Linked DNA regions of Mus musculus: region 2 is linked to region 1. Evidence: chromatin loops called from intact Hi-C (ENCODE). Cell type or tissue: gastrocnemius. All regions are shown on one strand. Each heading gives the region's core, and the rest is flanking DNA. Links, peaks and the distances in the headings are about the cores only. Region 1 overlaps Cbfb (core binding factor beta). Region 2 has its middle 14 kb from the start of Cbfb.

Evidence for each region. A loop is a pair of places that touch in the nucleus more often than their neighbours do. Peaks named below come from ENCODE experiments on the same cell type or tissue, not always from the same donor. Only the 100,000 strongest peaks of a DNase experiment are listed, where the experiment ranks them.
Region 2: it touches region 1 in a loop (2.8-fold over the local background); 14 of 42 quality-filtered maps call a loop at or near these places.

What each region holds. Positions count from the first base shown.
Region 1 is chr8:105,200,915-105,211,193 of GRCm38, forward strand. It overlaps Cbfb (core binding factor beta), which reads left to right. Exons shown (of 6, transcript NM_001161458.1): 5 at 1,538-1,664. AI225912 (a long non-coding RNA gene) reads left to right here. Exons shown (of 1, transcript XR_001778641.1): 1 at 1-513. Among named protein-coding and RNA genes, the nearest start is that of AI225912, 8.0 kb to the left of the region's middle. In gastrocnemius, for the core only: no CTCF peak of the experiment used is centred there; a DNase peak (open chromatin) is centred at 6,162; H3K27ac peaks cover 390 bases.
Region 2 is chr8:105,151,615-105,161,893 of GRCm38, forward strand. It overlaps the pseudogene Gm51414. Among named protein-coding and RNA genes, the nearest start is that of Cbfb, 14 kb to the right of the region's middle. In gastrocnemius, for the core only: a CTCF peak has its summit at 6,123 (motif pointing right); a DNase peak (open chromatin) is centred at 3,859.

The DNA.
Region 1 (10,279 bases), core at 3,129-8,128:
ATGTGCAACTCAAAGACCCAGAAAATAGCGGAACAATCTGCTCTCACCTGTCACTGGCTCCAGTGTACTGACAACTTCAGCTGGAGTCATGGACCATGAAGAACAAGAGGAAGACACACAGAAGGGAAAATCTTGTTGTTCTTTTTCTAGAGATGTAAAAACTCTGGATGTAAATAAAAGGCCTCTACAGAGTGTGAAAACATAAGCGTTAGTCTTGTTAACTTAATTGATTGCACATAGTAAGATAGCTAGCATAGTCAGACCTGGTATAACATTTATTACAGTATCAGAGGCCTGGGTTTTTTCATCTTCCTGCTGCCTCTAGCCTGCGGCTCTGTCCTATTTGCTAGATGGCTGCTAACTCTCTGAACACTATATCAGTTCCCAGGAAAGAATAGTGAAATCTCTCTTACATAGCCTTCTTGAAAACCTCATTAGGTGTCTTTTTTTTTTTTTTAAGATTTATTTATTTTTATGTGTGTGAGTACACTGTAACTATACAGGTGGTTATGAGCCTTCATGTAGTTGTTGGGAATTGAATTTTAGGACCTCTGCTGGCTCCAGTCGGCCCCGCTCACTCAGTCCCTGCTCACTCTGGCCCAAAGATTTATTTATTATTATAAATAAGTACGCTGTAGCTGTCTTCAGATGCACCAGAAGATGGTGTCAGGTCTCATTTCGGGTGGTTGTGAGCCACGGTGTGGTTGCTGGGATTGGAATTCCAGACCTTCAGAAGAGCACGCGATGATGCTTTTACCCACTGAGCCATCTCACCAGCCTCCATTGGGTCTTCTGCTGTTACCTCATTGGCAGAAGTGAGTTACACTGCCAACTTTTGTACTGTTGTAGGGAAGTGAATATTGATGGCTGCTTTTTTATTTTCTTTTTGCGGGGAGGGTATTCTGTATCTTTTAGTTTCTGCAAATCATCAAAAATATAAGTGCATACTAAGTTGTACGTGATTGGCAAAGCTTGAACATTTTATGCTGAAGAGAGTAACAGTAAGGGAGCATTTAAGGTTAGGAGTCATTGTGATCACATTGTGCTTTAGCTATACACACACACACGGATCGCAGGGGCAGCTCTGAGGTGCCAGAACAGAATGGAACAGGGGCGGTGTTTGGGGGACTTAAAATAATCGAGTTTACAGCTCTTTGGGTTCCAAGTTAGAAAAGTGTTTATAGAAATGAAGATTCCAAAAATATAAGCAGCAAATAGGTAGAGTGCTACTTTAGTTTACAGAGGTAAGAAGGGTTACAAAGATGGTTCAGATTCCTGTTAGAATGAGGAGGCACATGTCGGTAATCCCAGTGCTGGAGAAGTTAAGGCAGGAGGATTATGTTTCAGACCAGCCAAGGCTATAACGAGACCCTCACTCCAAAATAAAAGTACCTCTGAAATTAGTGCGGGATGGAGGGGATTGATTAATACTGATATTTTAAGAATTACTCTTCGGTTGGATTCTTTCCAAAAAATCCCCAAATTCAATTTTTTTTTTTTACATAAATCAAAATAATTATTTCATGTACCCTGACAGCAGGAAGATGCATTAGCACAACAGGCCTTTGAAGAGGCTCGAAGAAGAACTCGAGAATTTGAGGATAGAGACAGGTCTCACCGGGAGGAAATGGAGGTGAGAGTTTCACAGCTGCTGGCAGTAACTGGTTAGTACTTTCCCCAAACTCTCAGGCTGTGTTTTTGATGTTTGTGCATAATGTTTTTAATTGGTTTAACTTTGTCTTTTATTTTTTAAAATTGTATATTCTTGCTTGAATTGATTTTATGCAATTGTCTATAAAATGTAATTATTCTAATTTAAAGGTTGCATTTATTCTCATTTATTGGTCTTCACAAAAAAAGTCTTACTATATATACAAAATAAGGTATATTTTTCTTTTAATTCATTGATTGAAATATCTTTGTTCCACCTCTTCCTACCTCCACTTTCTAAGTACTAGGATACAGGTGTGAGCCATCACACACCTACATATAAAATGTGTCTCTTGTTAATATAGAGCATGATCAAAACATGTAAACATTGCTAAAATGCTGAAGAGATGGCTCAGCATTAAAGGCCAGGCTTATAACCAGTAATATAAAACATTACAAAAAAATCCTTAAAGGCAAGTACTATTTTCTACTTCTTTATGAATATTTACCTTGATGTTGAAAGTTACAAAGGTAGGTTTCTTTGCTTTATTTTCTCACATTTAACCCTGGCCTGAGGAAGGGTACATAGCTGCTTTATCATATGAATATCACTGGGAATGACCATCTTGAAACAGAATAGTCTTCATCATTTGTGTAACTCTTGAGTTGAGAGGACAGCTTATTATTTTCAAATACCCCAAGAATGGAGTTTAACAGGATTATTTAGTATCTATTTAGGGATTGGAGAGATAAATCTAAAAATTTTTAATTTATTACAAAGTAAGGTACAGATTATATCTACATAGAAGAAATACGTAGTCTTGACGAATTACTATAGATCTAATATCCTTATAACTACTTTCAAGATAACAAAATAAAACCTTGATATCATACCAATCCCCTTTGTATGCGTGTATGATTATAACCTTATTCTACTCAAAAGTAATCATTGGGCTGGTGAGATGGCTCAGCGGTTAAGAGCACTAACTGCTCTTCCGAAGGTCCTGAGTTCAAATCCCAGCAACCACATGGTAGCTCACAACCATCTGTAATAAGATCTGACTCCCTCTTCTGGTGTGTCTGAAGACAACTACAGTGTACTTGCATATAATAATAAATAAAATTTTTTTAAAAAGTAATCATTATCTCAGTTTGTATAATAACTACTTCCTTCTCTTCCTGTATGGTTGCAGTACCTGTGTTCAGTCTTTATGTATAAAATTGTTTCTTAATTTAAATGGACTTAGTTGAAAAAGTTAATATTTAACTATTTTTAAATTAAACATATTCTTGGGAATACGAATTCTGTCTCCCTCTGCCTACCTTTCCTCCCACTGACTCTTCCCGGCCAGAGCTCAAGCTCAGACCTGTTCCTTCATTCTTCTGTACCCACAGCTCAGGAAACACCAACTTTAAAAAAGCCAGTAACGCCAATCCAATGGTAATGGGTTGTCAGTGCTGATATTCATGTCCCTAATGTTGTACACCACTCCCATTACCAAATTTGACTGGCTTTGCAGGGTGGCAAGGAATGAAAGAGACAGCTTAGCCTTTAAGAACATTCAGTTCCCAGAACCCACAGTGCAGTTTGTGGGAAGTTTTTACAGATCTTATATCTTATATTTCTTATCATTTTACCTGTTGTACTCTGTGCAGTGTACTTTTCTCCCCATTCATCAGGCAGACTGCACCTTAAGTTACATCAAGCCCTTCTCAAGTCTTGACCATCTTCTGCTTTGGAATTTCCACAGCATTTAATTTCTTCCTCTCTTATTTTCCCTCTGCCTCTCCTCCTGACTTGGACCACTTTCCTTCCTCCTGCCCCTCTCACCCTTACTTTTTCTGTCTGTTTGCTTTGGGGTTTTGTTTGTTTTTGAGACAAGGTCTCATCTAGCACAAGCTCCTGAGGAACTCGCTGTATAGCAGAACCAGAGCTGGGTGATTGCTCCTCCTGACTCCAGCCTGCACATGCTGGGGGTCGAAGCATGTGCCGCCCTCCCAGCTACCTCTTAGGTCTGTGTAAGCATTTATTGAACTGTATGTTGAAAGGGCTGTAAATATATCTGCCCATCCCTTCCTTGAGATCCCATAAAATGAAGAAGACCTTACTCTCTGTGTCCCCTGAGTTATCTACCATAGTGTTTCTCCATTGTGTTTACTTGGTAAACACATCTTCCATTTTGAACATCTTCCAAAAAACAGTTAGTCCTGTCTGAGAGCTAGAGGTGTTTTGCTTTGCTTTGCTTTGCTTTGCTTTGCTTTGCTTTGCTTTGCTTTGCTTTGCTTTGCTTTGCTTTGCTTTGCGTTGCGTTGCGTTGCGTTGCGTTGCGTTGCGTTGCGTTGCGTTGCGTTGCGTTGCGTTGCGTTGCGTTGCGTTGCGTTGCGACTGGGTTTCTCTCTGTAGCCCTGGCTATCCTAGAAATCACTTTGTAAACCAAGCTAGCCTCAAATTCCAAAGAAATCCACCTGCCTCTGCCTCCCAAGTGCTGGAATTAAAAAAGTACACCACCACTCCCGGCTTCTGCAAAGATTTTAATAAAAATACCTAACTTTGTTGATTTGTATTAATTGACTAAAGGTGTGCACACCTTTCAGACTTGACAGAAAGTGGATGTAAAAACAGGCAACTGCAGTGTTGCTTACCTTATGTTAAAGCACTTCAGTGGAGCATGTAACAGTCGGCTCTCCTTAGGCACGTCACAGAATACACTTGGAGAGATTCAAAAGAAGTGTGCTTGTCGGGTGGGCAGACTGGGGAAGACTTTTCTGTGCAAAGGAATGAACGAATAGTGGATGGAACTTGTCAAGCCAGAGGGTGTGGTCAGTCTTTCTGAAATACATGCAATATACTTGAAGAAATAACTGAGAACTAATAGAACTTAGGAAATGTTCATATATACCTTAGGTTCAATTACTAGAGAAAGGGTTTGTTTGTGACAGGTCTTACTGTGTAGCCCTGGCTGGCCCAGACTCTTGGCAGAGAATCTCCTAGTGCTGGGATTAAATGTGTGCCACTGTGCCCAGCACAGATTGTCTATTTTAATAAGTACTTAGGTACTCTTTTTAGTTTACAGTGTTGTCGCTTGAACATATTTTGATTTTGATTTTTGATGGTTGTAAACAAAAATAAAGCCTGTTGACAGAGGTGCCAAGTAATGTGTCATTCAGGTAGGTATTCCATGAGCAGATCTGCAGTTGAGAGCCTGGGCTTTGTAGTCAGGCTCAGTCCACATTCCTGTTCAGTCACTTCCCAGTCTCTGAGACCCCAGTTTTATCACAGAAAGAAATTGTGAGAATTGAATGAGAAACACTTAGAAAGCACTTAATACAGTGCTCAGCCCATGTGTGCCAGCAGAACTAATAGCTCTAAAGTGCTTCCTTAGTGCTAAAAGCTCTCCCTGCTGCTGGCTCCAGCTAATTGAATTGTCTGGTGGAGCATCCTCTTAGTTCTCTAAAGTGTATTAGGCACTAAAGCATTATGACCTCGAAGATAGAAAAAACAGTTAAATTTTCATCAATGATTTAAGAGCCTCTAGTCCAGCAGTTCTCAACCTGTGGGTCACAACCCCTTTGAGGGTTGAACAACCCTTTCACAGGGGTCTCATAACAGATATCCTGCATATCATAGATTTACATTACAATTCATAACAGTAGAAAAATTACAGTTATGAAGTAGCAACAAGAAGAATGTCATGGTTGGGGGTCACCATAGCACGAGGAACTGTATTAAAGGATTACAGCATTAGGAACGTTAAGAACGACTGCTCTGGTCACTTATATCAATAATTTGAAATATTAGTTCTTTTAAAGAACTGTCATCTAAAAGCTCTGGGCTGGAATCTGTCTCCAGAGTACACACTGGCAACTGAAGAGGGCTTTGTGGTCCGTGTGTCTTGTGTTTTGTGTATATATATTTTTTGCCCTTCTCCATTATATTCCTGTCTTACCTATGAGTACTTCTAAAAGTTTGCTTTCTTGCTCTTTACCTCTTTTTAAAAAAGCAACAGTGGAAGAAAACATTTCCTCCCTATAATTTAAACTTTTTTGGGTCTGGGTATGGTTACCCATTATGGAGCAGAGGAGGAGAGGCCAGCTTAATCTGCATAGCAAGTTCCAGGCCATCCAGGGTTATGTAGTGAAGCCCTGTCTCAAAATACACAAGGACAGACACACAATCAAATATCGTTGGGATTTAAGCTTCCTCTAATTCACGTAAAACAAAACCCCCAGGATAACTGACGTGCTCCCTTTCTAACAGTCTGCTGGCAGACGAAAGAGCAAGAAATTATGCCAGAGTTTTTGAAACAGGGTGTCTGCACAAATATAGTTTAGCAGTAGGAAGTAGAGAGGATTAAGCTGAAAAATAAAATCTGTCAGGGGACGTTAGAAATCATTTTCCCTGGAATAGAAAAGACTGAGGCAGAAAAGAATAATATTGGTTCTAGTGGGTGGTCCTGATGCCTGACTGGAAATGAGAGCCAGGGAACAGCGGTAACTCGTTCGTGGGTGGCACTGGGTAATGATTTTTGGAAGCCTGAGACTTTTGGCAGCACTGAAGCTTAGGGCTGTCCACCACTGCCTGAATAACTGAACTCTCTAGCCTTGCTATACTAAAGTTGCATTGATAATACTCATGAGCATTTAATGTGTATCTAAAGTTAGTGCTGTGTTTGAGGGAAGCAGAACTTCAGGTGGTTGGTGTCTTAGGGCTTTTCAGTTTGTCTCTGTTGTCTTAATATGAACTTCCTTGCATAAGGCTCCACGTGCATGCTTCCAGCTTTCCATCTCTAAACTGCTGAGATTGTTTTCCATCACTCACAGTAAGATTTAACATTTCTTTTTTCTGTCTTTTCAGGAAGAGGCTTTCAGTAGTACAGTATTTTTTTCTACCTTTTAATTGATATGACACATGATAAACTTTTTTCTAAAAATTTTAAGTACTTCCTATCTAAAAAAAAATACACATTTTAGTAACCTTAATGAGATATTGTTAAATAATCTTAAAATAAAAATGAGATGTAGCCGGGCATGGTGGCGCACGCCTTTAATCCCAGCACTCGGGAGGCAAAGGCAGGCAGATTTCTGAGTTTGAGGCCGGCCTGGTCTACAGAGTAAGTTCCAGGACAGCCAGGGCTACACAGAGAAACCCTGTCTCGAAACCCCCCCCCTCAAAAATGAGATAAAAATTTATGTGTAATATCTTATAAGTATTTTTAAGATGAATATGTTTGTTTGAATATGGATAGTTCTCTAGTAGATAATGTAAACTGAAACAGGAAACCAGTAGAAATCAGATATGAGGGATGGGTGGCAAAATGAAGAGCTACTGGGGCTGGAGGGATGGGTCAGCAGTTAAGAGTACAGACTGCTCTTGGAAAGCACCGACTTGGTTCCCAGCAACCTTCAGATCCAGGGTATCTGACATGTTTTTCTGGCTTTCATGGGAACCTGCACATACATTCACAAACTCACACATACATGTAAATAAGCCATAGGGGGCTGAAAAGAGATGACTCAGCAATTAAGAATGCTAACTTTTTACAGAGTTTGATTGTCAGTACCCATGTCAGCTGCTCATGTCAACTGCCTTCTACCTCCAGAGCCATTGTGGTCTTGTGCCTCTGATCTTCCTGGACACCTGCACTAATGTGCACAAATTCATACAGAGATACATGTAATTTTAAATTTTAAAAAATTTCTAAATGGAGGGCTTATCTTTGACTGTATATTCTTAGTACTTTATGGGTCTGGTATCAACATGCATCTGTTCTTTATTTAGGAAAAAAAGAAAATTCTATATAAGGGGCTCATTGCTCTTAGAGAGGACTAGAGTTTGATTTTTCTGTAGCTACTTTGGGTGTCAGAGCACTCACAACCATAGGTAACTCCAGCTGCAGGATATCTGGTATCACCTAGCCTCCCCAGGAATCAGCATGCATGTATGTGTGTAGGCACGCAGACAAAACATAAAATAAATGTTTTGGGTTTTGTTTTAAGAAATAGAAAACTTGTCCTTGGTGTAACACAGAATAATGAGCAGAAGATTCTTTAATTGTGTTCTGTATGTAATTGGCAGATTAGCTTTCTTTGTTTTGATTTGTTTTGCTGAGGGAGTAACACTATGTTGCCTAAGCTGGTCTCAAACATCTGATCCTCCCACTTTAGCCTCCCAAATGCTGCTCTTACAGGCATATGCCACTACATCCTGTGGTAAATAGGCTACTTTTTAAGACAGCAAACCCCTTTAAATTTTGTATTGTGCCCCAATATGTAAAGTAGAGAAAAGTCAAAGCAATAGAAATGATTGATCTCAGCCGGGCGTGGTGGCGCACGCCTTTGATCCCAGCACTTGGGAGGCAGAGGCAGGCAGATTTCTGAGTTCCAGGCCAGCCTGGTCTACAGAGTGAGTTCCAGGACAGCCCGGGCTATACAGAGAAACCCTGTCTTGAAAAACCAAAAAAAAAAAAAAAAGAAAAGAAAAGAAATGATTGATCTCCCTCTGGGGTTCCTGCAGTGTTTTCAGGGCCTCAGACATGACTTGGCAGTAGATTGCTTGAGGACCTTTGATATGTAGAATCAACATATTCTGCTATAGCTGTGATATAACATTAAGCAACTTACAAAAGGAAATGTTTAATTGGCCTTAGGGTTTTAGAAGTTTTAGGAGAGTCTGATAGAACAAAGACATAGCTGCAGGATCTCAGAGTTCACATGTTGGTTAAAAAGTAGGAAGCAGAGAGAGCCAATTCAGAATGGCGGGAGTCTTTTAAAGCCTGACAGACTTTCTCCAGCAAGGTCAGGCCTCCTAATCCTCCCTGTTATCAGCTGGAGACCAAGTATTCAGACAGTTCCCTATGGGGACAATTTTCATTCAGACTACCACAGTATATAATTGACCCCTTGTTTTAATGCTAGCTCTTTCTCTTACTGCTGTTTCTCTGGCAATTCAAAAGTTGTTTGTTCTCCTGGAGTCTCACTAACTTGTCCTTTTTCATGGAGGCTAAATGGAATGTAGTGTGTGACTTACAATGTATCTGTTATGCTAGGTAAGTGGGCTTATTCTAATTTTAGACTGAAACACAAAGATATGTTGCCAGAACATTTTAGATTTTGGCTTTTTGGTGGTAGTGATAAGACAGTTTCCAAGCAACCAAAAAAGTTGAATTTTGCCTGGTTCTGCTGACTACAAAGATAGCAGTTTCCTAGGCTTGCAGAGTGCCTGGAAAGTGTTTTGGTGGAAAAGTGCCTCTCTTGCCTGTCTAGTAGCAGTTCATGTACTGTCTGTTGCTAGAGACTGCCTTTAGTTGAATTGTCCTCTTGACCTAAGCTAATAAAGTACTATTGGCAAATTACTTGGCCACAAGGCACTACAACAAATGTTCCCTAGCACTGTCTACAAAATGCTTCTCTCTGGCTGGATTATGAAGTTTTAGTAAGTATTTACTTTTGATAGCACAGAATGAATTAATAATTACTGAATATTCAGAATATTCAGAAGATTTAGATTAGAAACCACTTGGAAATAAAACAAAAGTATTATGTGAGTTTTATTTTTAGAGACTGTATGGTCCAAGCAAAAATAATAATTCAGGCCGGGCAGTGGTGGCGCACGCCTTTGATCACAGCACTTGGGAGGCAGAGGCAGGCAGATTTCTGAGTTCGAGGCCAGACTGGTCTACAGAGTGAGTTCCAGGACAGTCAGGGATACACAGAGAAACGCTGTCTTGAAAGACATAGATAGATAGATAGATAGATAGATAGATAGATAGATAGATAGATAGATAGATAACTTGGCCTCTGTTTATCTTAAACTCCTCAGTATTTTTATTTTCAGCACATTTAACTTTGCACAAAATACCTTATTTTTTTTTTGTAAGAAAAAAATCATCATCTGTATTTGTGTGTGTATAATATGGTGGTCAGAGGATAACTTGCAGAAATTGGTTCCCTGTTTGCACTATATGAGTCCTAAGGGCTGAATTCAGGCTTGTCAACAAGTGCCTTTCCCCACTGAACCATCTCTGACCTAGCTTTAACCTTTTAATGAGTTACAAGGGAAATGCATCAACTCAGAACTTAAAACTTAGGTTTTATATCTCTGAGCCTTAGCATTGGCTAGGGATGTTGTCACTTAGGTTTTTCTAGACTTACTGCCCTGTGTGTGTAGGCATCACTAACCCCTCCATGTTGCAGTCTTACCTGCTATATAGTGAGAGTGAAGCCCGACCTCTTCAATATTAACTTGTCGCCAAGTACCAAATATAAAGTATGAGGAGACTATATCTGTCTATATGTACATACTCAGTGGATTGCAGCTCTTTTCATGACTAAAGCATTTCTCCATGGAGAGTTTTCCACATTTGTTTACTTTTGTTTAATAAAAGAACAGCAATCAACTAAAACCTTTGGTCTATTCAGCTAGCCCTGCTCTTGGCTATTTTTCCAAGACCTTGCTAGTAACTGCTTTGTCACTCTTATATTCATCTTGTGATGACGTCCTGGAAACTGGGTTTGCTCTATTTCTGAATGACATTGTAATAAACATATAAGAAGCAGAACAGATAATACCCTGGTCTGTAATGAGTTGTCTACATTAATTTTTAAAAACAAATTATGACCTTAATGTTTA
Region 2 (10,279 bases), core at 3,297-8,296, 49 kb before region 1:
CACCCCCACTTCCACCCCCACCCCCGACTCAATAGCTCATAACTAATGGAGGCCCCTCATCCTACACATCCTCCAGGAGATGTCTGAGCACCTGGACCTGTCCTCAGCCAAACTTTTTAGATAATCGGGCTGAAGAGATGATTCAGCATTTAAAAGCACTGGCTGCCAAGCCAGAAGACCCTAAGGTTGATTTCCAGCACACCCATCTCTGCTTCCAGTTCCTTCAGCACGCCCTCTTCTGGCCTCTGCAAGAACCAAGGAGCGCACAGACACATGCAGGCAAGACACTCACACACACACAAAATAAATGTACATTGTTTTGAAGAATTGTTAGATACCTTTAGCCAGAACCTCTAATACTTCTTGTTAATATTTTTTCACCCGCTCACCACACTGCTGTTAACTATAAATTTCCACTTAACCTATGTTATATTGGAATTTGAGCCTAATTTCTCCCTTCTCCCGCTGTAAAATCCCATTGCAAAAGTCCTATATTTATTTCTGTGACCTTGAATGAAGCCTGCCTGCCTTCTCTGAGCTTTAATTTTTTTTTAATTTATTCTATTTTTTAAAGGTTTATGTATTTAAATTTTTATGTATATGAGTGTTTGCCTGCATGTGTATGCAGCATGTGTGACTTCAGAAGAGGGCATCGGATCACTGAAACTGCAATTACAGATGTTTGCAGCCACCATGTGGGTGCTGGGGATTAAACCTGCGTCCTCTGCAAGAGAAAAAACGTGCCCTTAAGCATTGAGCCACCTCTCCAGCACCTATTATTTATCCTGTTCTTCACATAGGGTCTCATATTGTAATCCAATATGAGAGCGCTGGGTCTGGCCTTGAACTCTTAACAATCCGGCCTCCAAGGTGCGGGATTGCACACCTGAGTCTCTACTCGCAACTTTATTTTCTCTTTCAATATTCCTCTGTAGGCCTGTTCACCTAGGCCTAAAGAAGGGTGTTTATCCTCCAAATTAGAGGAAGTACCGCTGAGCGCATAAATAAGAGCTCAGACTCCAACCTGGCTGTGGCTGACAGAATAATAAAGGCTCCGGGAAACTCTAGGACCTTCGACCTCCCCTGGGGTTCCAGCATAGAATACCAATGGGCAACCTGGAAGGGAGCCAGGTGGATAGCTGGCTCCTTACTCTCCTCATCCCTCCAAGAAGGTGCAGTCTTCCACCAGCCCCTTCCCACACCGCACACTCTGCCTACGTTCTCTTGTCTCTTTACCTTTGCTGGCCAACCCCGGAGGGGTGGTGAACCCTTTACAGATACAAGCCACCGCCTCCGCTCGAAGGCATTTCCAAAGCCCAACTTGGGGCTGGAGCCTGGCTTCTGGCTTCCGGCTCTGGAGGCAGCGCCCCCTTTTTCTCCGACACCTTTACACTCAAAGGAGCAATTAACAGCCAAGCAGGCTGGGAAAGGACCAATTAGTGTTCCACCAGTCCCGCTGACCGCTGGCCCCGCAGCACCGCAACTGACTCCTCCTCTCGCATCAGGCTCCGGCAATCAGGAGCGGATCTTAGCCTTCACGGCACACCGACAGTGCCAGCTGCCTGGGAGCTCCGAGGGACCAGCCATCTGGCCTCATGCCAACTGCAGTGATGGATCCGGTCGCTGGCTACTGTCCAGAGCCAGAGCGGACTCCAGGGCGCCTGGGCCTGGAACTTAACAGCGGCTGACTGGTGGCAGAGCAAGAGGGTTGGACGCCACTGGGAGGACTCCTTAGCCTCCCACCTCTTGTGCCTTGGAGCCAGTCATCAATTCATCCTGCAGCAGCTAGAACACTGGGACCATACAACCACAGTCCTAGAATTGCCACTGAGACACCTGGTGTATTCTAGCTTTTTCAGGACCCTCATCATTTCTCTGGGTCTGGGTTAGCAGTGTGCAAATCAGTTCCCTGATGGTGACCATGGCAGAACCAGGCTTTGAAAACCCACAGTACGTTCTTGTTCTTGCTCTTCCTGCAGTAAAGAAGGCAGAAAGGAGCTCAATCAAGGTCTTCAACACTACTAAATGAATGTATAGACTTCCTTCCCTAGGTCCTTTGCCCTGAATATATATACGTATACGTATATATACATTTGTGTGTGTGTGGTGTATATATATATATATATCACATATATATAATAGGGCTAAAGAATGGCCCAGCAGTTAAGAGCACTGACTGCTGTCCCGAAGGTCCTGAGTTCAAATCCCAGCAGCCACATAGTGGCTCACAACCGTCTGTAATGAGATCTGATGCCCTCTTCTGGTGTGTCTGAAGACAGCTACAGTGCACTTACATATAATAAATAAATTAAATCTTTAAAAAATAAAAATTAAATATATTTGTATGTATTTATATACATTATATTATATAACATATGTAAAGTATTAATATATTATCTTAAAATATATATTTTATACATTGTATATTGTATAAATATATATTTGAATATATTCATATGTATTTTAAAGCATATATTAAATTATATATATTGGAATTTGGGATCAGACTTTGCCTCCAGGGGTCTGCAGGTTCCAGGAGTTTTAGCTTAGACCCTAACCTAGTAAAAAGCCCTGAGATGCAAGGAAGCACCAGGTAAAGAGGAGCTGGGAAAAGGAGCAGTGGCGGCTGGTATGGAGCGCCAAACACATCAGGGTCCTTCTAACATGACCTTTGCAACTGCTGTTGGACACACTGGAGCCCTATAATGATGGAGCCAATGCCTAGGACATACAATGGTAGGAGCTGAAAGTCCTCAAAGAAAGAGTGGGAAAGGATTCAGGAGGAAAGGTGGGTTAGCTGGAGAGAATGCTGGGCAGCACTTCTCTTTCCCTATAGGTTCTACAAGGGCCTGGGCAGGAGGGGCTGAGGCCTGGCCGCAGTGGTCTTTTCTATGCCCACACTCCTCTCAGATTGGCCTCAGTCAGGGAAGGAGTGAGTGCCTGCCTTGCTCTTTCCGCAAGTGATCTCTCTCAAGCCGGGCGGGTCCGGACTGTTGGGGAAGAGAGGATCACTTAAAGAGTTGGGGCACCTCTTTCTGTGTGCCAGTGCCATTAACTGTGTCAAAAGGAATCCATGCCTCTGGGAAACTGACTGGCAATGGAGATGGATTAATGAAGACACATGGTGGCAATGAGACTGCCTAGGGTACTTCATAGAGCAAGAGCAAATTAAAGGGTGGGAAATGAGGGAAAAAAACAGAGGCAGATAAAAGGACAACGGAATGACTGGCCAAGAAAGTCATTGAGTTTCCTTTCATCAAAGGAAAGAGACTGAGGTTGGTAAACACACAGGCACATAGGTAGACTGATAGAGAATAAGAACAACCCAACCTGGCAGAGAATAGTGCCTAGGCGCTAAGAAGGTAGCAGCAGGTGAGCAGACTCTTAGCCTGGATGGCCACTAACAGAGTCTGGGTGTAGAGGATGCTAGAATGCGTAGGCTGGACGGTTATGGGACCACAGAGGAAAACACCAAACTTGGGTGGGGCCGGGGAGTCTAGAAGGGCTTTCAGAAGGAGCATTTAAAAGGACTAGTAAGAAAAGGTAGAAAGACCAGACACGAGAGAAGAGGGGAGCTCTGTCGATCAGAGGGGGGCAGCAGGATCAGAGGTCTTGAGTCAGGCTTGTTCATTTCCAGCAGTGTGGCTCAGCTGGCATACCAGGTCCGTAAGTTTGCAGGAAGCATAGACCCTGCTCTGAAGCACTGGGGACCGACCATAACAGGAACACGTCCTAGGCATAGTTACTTTCCAGAAAGATCTTGGAGGTTGCATAAGTATGTAGAAGAACTGGAATAGGAGAGAGCTGACCCAAGGAGGTTGTGGTACAGAATTGGACAGTGAGTTTATTCTTTATAGACTGGAACTGGCAAAGGGACTCTGTCTGGCCAGCCCAGCCTGGCAAACATGGCTCTGGCAGACCTTGCCCTTCTCCCTTATTCCCTCTGCCTTGCTAAACACTGTTAGATTACATTCCTAAAGCCAGCCCCCAAGGTCTGTTCCCTTATTTAGCTACTTCTTTCTTTTGAGGCCAACTACCAAGGTCCAGCTATCAAAGCATTGAAATCCAGCAATCAAAAGTCCCTTTTGGCTCACCTAATTAACATGGCCAATTAAAATTAAACACCTCATTCTAACACAGGGTTTCCTCTTTTACCTTTGTAATCCACCACTTTCCTGTGTGCCAAGTCTGTCTCCTCTCTATTCAGAGGCAGTTCTTTGTCAAATAGCCCTGCCCCCTCTCTCTTGTTCTCTTCCCCTTCTCCCTCTTCCTGTATCTCCTGTCTTTGTCTCTTATTCTCTGCCCTCTGTTCCTCTGGAGCAAATAAGTCTCCTTTGTGCTGAGAACATAGTCTTTGGGGTCTTGAGCCAAAACTGATCTCTTACAGCTAGCACGTTCACAAAGTAGATGACTAGAACTTGGGAACGTTCGAGGGAAACAGAAGTTGAAGAAGGTTTCCAGATACACTATTTTCCTAAAGAGTTATGGGTAAGGGCAAAAGGGGTCAGCTCTGACCAACCTCAGCCCTCCATACAAGCAGAGTAACCCTGAGCCACTGTGGCCAGAGTTTTCTTAGACAGTCTAGCCTAGAAACTCTTATGATCTTCCCCTGGATTGGAGACCTCATCCAATATTCACTAGGCCCATAAAAAGCCCCAAGAGGGAGTTCAGGCAGAGCCACGTGCTATCCCAGGGAAAGCTAACCAAGACTGGACTGGACTCTCTTACCACCAGCTTTGTGGTCAAGGGGGCTTGAACTTGGGATTTGTTTGGAGAGCCATTGGGAGGGAGATATGGGGGGGTCTATTTGAGCCCTGAAAAAGAAACCCCTAAGGCTAAGTCTAGATGACTATGTAGAGCAGGATTCCCCATGGCTCCTAAGCATAATCTGGGAACACTGTGTTCTTGTCTGGACGTGACCTTGGTTCCATCTTCAGGTAGGTCTCTTGCATCCCATAGCCTGCCTCTCCTCATCTGTACACTAGAAACAGCCCCAGTGGTGAAACAAGACTATGCCCTAAGGGGCTGGCGAGACGGCTCAGTGGGTAAGATCACTTCTGAAGGTCCTGAGTTCAAATCCCAGCAACCATATGGTGTCTCACAACTACCCATAATGAGATCTGAAGCTGTCTGCAGGGTTTACTGGAACAAGCAGAGGTCCTAAAATTTCAATTCCCAACAACCACTTGAAGGCTCCCAAGCATCTGTACAACTACAGTGTACTCATATACATAAAATAAGTAAATAAATCTTGAAGAAAAAAAAAAAGACTCTGGCCTAAGCTCCTTCCAGCTACAAAGCCTTATCACTTGCAGCTCTTTGGATCCTAAGACCATTACAGATCTTGTTCTTTTTGATGGGGAGGCTGAAGGTGGGAAAGAAGGGCTTTCAGGAAATTAACACTAGTGGCAGGAAAATCTATCAACATGGCAGAGGTGCCTATGGTTGATTCATGGCGCCTGCCCAAGGAGCAGCTCTGCCAGCCTGGGGGAAAAGGCTAGTGCTGCCTCCATAGCCTCCCAAAGACATCAATCAGGCCCAGGACTCCAAAACTCAGTTGCTGGATCTTTCAAAACCACGAATTTGCCCCTCCCGAGTCATAGCAAACCACGGTGCTCAGAAAGGGGCAGGGTGGGGATCCTGGGTTTTAACATAGCTGTTGCCTCTACTCTGATTCTTAAAAATTGTGTGTGTGTGTGTGTGTGTGTGTGTGTGTGTGTGTGTGTGTACAAGCAGACGCATGAGAATCTGAGTAGGATAGAAGAGGAGGATGTTGGGATCCTAGAGTCACAGGTGATCATGAGTTGCGTGATGTGAATTCTGGGAACCAAACTTAGATCCTCCAATAGAGCAAGATGCACTCTTAGCGAATGAGGCAGATTTCCAGCCGCAGCCTGTGATCTTCTCCAATCCTCTCAGTCAGGAAAAACCCTGACCCGCTTGTGTTTTATGTGACCAATACATCACAAGCACATCAGGAGGAGTGATGATGCAGCTGTACCACAACCAAACGTGTAGTGAGTGGGTCTAATGTGAGAAGCCAGGAGGCTGTCTCCATGGAGAATCGGTGGTTCTGATTCCTCCTCACCAACCTCAAGTATGGGTGACAGAGGTGCTACTCCAGTACACGCCTCCAGGAGGCGCTGTTCTCATTGTGTTCATCCCGCGGCCTTGCATGTATGGTGGCCCTCATCTCTTGTTCAGCAGGACTTCCAACATAAACGCATATCAATTACAGCCTGCAGAGAAAGTTCTGATTAGACAATCATTGGTAACCACCTCGCCCGGAGCACCCACACTGGTTCATCTCTGGTCAGCTAGGTCACTTAACTCGGGAGGACCTTTTGAAGGGGACAGTGAAAGCAGCAGGGGCCTCGAGCAGCACCTTCCAGAACCTCGGTCTGGTTTGAGCACTTGCGCTGTTCTTAGCTTGCCTACACAGGAGGGAGGTCACTGACTCATCCCTGTGTTACAGGCAAACACGAACTCCCCAGGTTTGCTCTGCTTGTCCCTGCTGATGTCACTTTATAAGATTTTCGCTAGACCTTCTGTTACTTTTCAGAGTCAGAGGGAACTTCTAAAAGTTCCCAGGGCTCCAGAGATGGCTCAGGAAGGAACACGTGTTGCTCTTGCAGAGGGCCAGGTTCAGTTCTCAGTCCTCCAGTTCCTGAGAACCTCTTCTGGCCCCCACAGGTACTGCACAGACATGCAGGCAGGCAAAATACCCATACATGTAAAATTATGTAAACCACACTGGACTCAAACTCACAGAGATCCTCCTGCCTCCTCTGCCTCCTCTGCCTCCCAAGTGCTGGGATGAAAGGCATGCACCACATACCCTGCTATCACCACCACCACCCCTTTCTTAAAGGTTTTATTGGTTCTTTTGTGAATTTCACATCATGAACCCCAATCCCACTCATCTCCCCCTCTCCTTGTACCCACCCTCTATCCTTGCAACCTCCACCCCCCCCAGGAAAAAATCTTGTTGTAGAAACTGTAGTGTGTCCCACCGTGTCCCACAGTGCACCCTTTCTCCATACTTCTTTGTTTGCAAATGTTCGTTGCAATGACTCGTTGGTGTGGTACCAGGCCTCTGGTTTCTGCTACTCTATCAATACTGGTCCTCACTGGAACTCTTCTCAGATATCCTGTTGTTGCCGTGTGTCATGGAAATCCTATAGTTTTGGATCTGTAGGACCAGGCCCCTTTATGAACACCAGCAGTTCATCCACGGGGTAGATGTTGGGATGGATCAACTCTGGGCCTGAGAGGTGTCTGAGCTGGTCAGCTCTTGGGCTCCCCTGCTCTACCCTGCTGCCCAGGCACTGTGCAGGCCCTGCTCTCCCAAGTGCTGTAACAGGTGAGGGGTACGGACACTCATTCACTCAGGGCCAGCTCTCTTGCCTGCTCTAAGGGCAAGTGGAGGCATCTCTCTCTCACCCATGTCATCACAGGGCAGACAAGTGGTGGGGCCAGCTCTCCCACATTTGTATCCTTGAATCTGGCTTACCTGCAACTCCAGCAGTTTGTGGGGCCTACTTTCCCAAGTACTGCGGCTCATAGAAGCAGGGTCAGCTCTCTTGTTCTCATATACCCCCACCCCCAGGACCAGATCTCCCACAGTCTGCAGGTGAGGGGTGAGGCCTCAGACATCAACATGTCCTCCGGCAGCAGCCCAGGCCAGCCATGGACCCAGATGTGGCCCTTGGTGGCAGCACAGGCCAGGATCACACCATGGTCCTGGGAGACATCACCAGCTACTCACGTAAGGCTATTCTTCACTACCCTTGAGTCTCCAGTTCTTTCTCTCTTCACTGTGCCTACATCATTCTGGGTTTTTGTTTTTGTTTTTTCTTCTTCCATCTCTCCACCACTTACTTGTTCCTCTTGGTGAAACCTGGGGCCTCTGAGTGGCTAGGATCATCTCAGGAGTGGTCTCAGGAGTGCTATGCCCTGCTTGTCTATTATGGTGTCCGGCAGGGGTTATCTCTGTCATGGTCTACCCCACCAGGCCTGCATGCTGGTCATCTTGGGCTAGCTTCCCACCCAGGCCCCATGGAGCTGGTTTGGTGGTCGTCTTGGGATCACTTTTTTTTTTTTCAAAGAATGTTGGGCTATTAGTCATTCAGATGTTCAGAATGATTCAGGTCAGAACAATTAGCCAAGACATACCCTCCCTCCTCTCTGCCACCTACTGATGCATACGTGACACACAACCACATCCGCAACACCTCTAGGGGCAGGACCACTTCTTTCTGTATAAGCCAGTTTTGTGATTTCTTCTTTCAGTGCTGGAGATTAAATGTATCACCTCATGTAGACTAGAAAAATGTTCTACCACTAAGCTGCATCAGCACCACTTTAAGTCTGCAAACAAAATAGACCTTGTAGATAGAAGTAGATGCGTCTGTTGTCAATTTATAAGTGAAGAAACTGACTAGTAAGTCCTGTGATCTTAAGTAAGTCAATAAAACGCTCTGAATAGGGTTACTCCTCAACAAATTAAAAGGATGTAGTTTAATTGGTAGAGAGGTTGCCTAGCATTCCAGAAAGCCCAGGTTCAGACAGACCTCAGCTCTGAGTAAACTAGGCAGGGTGACACACATCTTTAATCCCAGCTCTTGGGAGGTGGAGACAGAAGGATCAGGATTTCAAGGTCATCTTGGCTACTTATTGATTTCAAGGTCAGCCTAGGATCCCTGGGTACAGAAGACCCCATCCCCCTCACCAGCAAAAGAGAGAGAGAGAGAGAGAAAGAGAGAGAGAGAGAGAGAGAGAGAGAGAGAGAGAGAGAGAGAGAGAGAGAAGAGAAGAGAAGAGAAGAGAAGAGAAGAGAAGAGAAGAGAAGAGAAGAGAAGAGAAGAGAAGAGAAGAGAAGAGAAGAGAAGAGAATTAAGAAACTGAATTTCTTCAGCTTCTAGACTCTTTCATCCTCTTGATCTCTCTGGGGTCTACCTGGCTATGGTGCCTTTTGAATGACTCGGTTTTTATGTTCTGAGTCTTTATCTCATGAGCTGCAAAGCAAGATAGTAATTAATCCCTTCCCTCTTTACCTTGAAGGCATTGGAGAATGCCTATATTTCACTAGGTAGCATCTCAGCTCAGACCAGACAACCTCTGTTATTCCCAAAGGGCTGTCTCTTCCAAAGCATTTTTTAAATCGAACTTAAATTTTGAGACAGTCTCCTGGATCTCAGGCTGCGTTCCACCTCCTGAGCACTGGGATTACAGGAATGTGTTGCCAGGCCCAACCTCCAAGATGGTCCTAAAAAAGAAAACAAGAGACAGGAGTAGAGGTGCATGCCTTTCATCCCAGCACTTGGGAGGCAGAGGCAGGAGAATCTGAGTTCAAAGCCAGTCTGGTCTATAGAGTTAGTTCCAATACAACCAGGGCTATCTCAAGAAACCCTGTCTCAAAAAAAATCAGATAAATTAATAATAATAATAATAAATAATTTTTAAAACAAGAATTTTTTTTACAGTACCAGGGATAAAAACTAGGGCCTCCATGTTCAGAAAATGTTCTGCTGCAGACTACAACCTTAACCCCATTGTAAGGGTCTTGAGGTGTATTTGTAAGGTGGCTTCCCCTCAGTTTCTTCTTGGAAAGAGTCTAATGTAGACAAAACTTGGGTGAAGTCTGAGAGTTGGCACTACATGGGTGTTTCTCAACCTTCCTAATGCTGTGACCCTTTAATACAGTTCCTCATGTTGTGATGACCCCTGACCATAACATTGTTTTTGTTGCTACTTCCTAACTGTACTTTTGTTACTGTTAGGAATCGTAATGTGACTATTTTTAGAGATCGAGTTTTGCCCAAGGGGTTACCACCCACAGATTGAGAACAGCTGCACTTGATGAAGCTTTCTTGAGAATGAGCCCTTGTGAGCTGTGTAGGGGAGCTGCTTGCATGACAGAATCAACGTGTATAAGGCATGCTGGGAGATCTCCTGGGACAGAAGGGAACATAAGGTGGACCTAGAACATCTACTGAGAAAGAGGATGGGTGTGTCTGGCTAATAAAGGGAAGAGAGGCTAGCTAGACAAGACACGAGCCAGGTTAGAACAGACCAGAGCTCAACTCCTTGGCTACACAGTTGAGGAAGACAACTGGTGTCTGCTTTGGTAATTATTCTTCTTTGTGTTCCTAGGAGGATGTCAGGCTGCTGGGGGCTGGGGGGGGCTGTGGCTTGGTATTCCTTTCTATTTATAAGACATGATTACAGTATGATGGGAACCATGCCTGCCTGATTGGTGTGGTTGGGAAACTTGGGA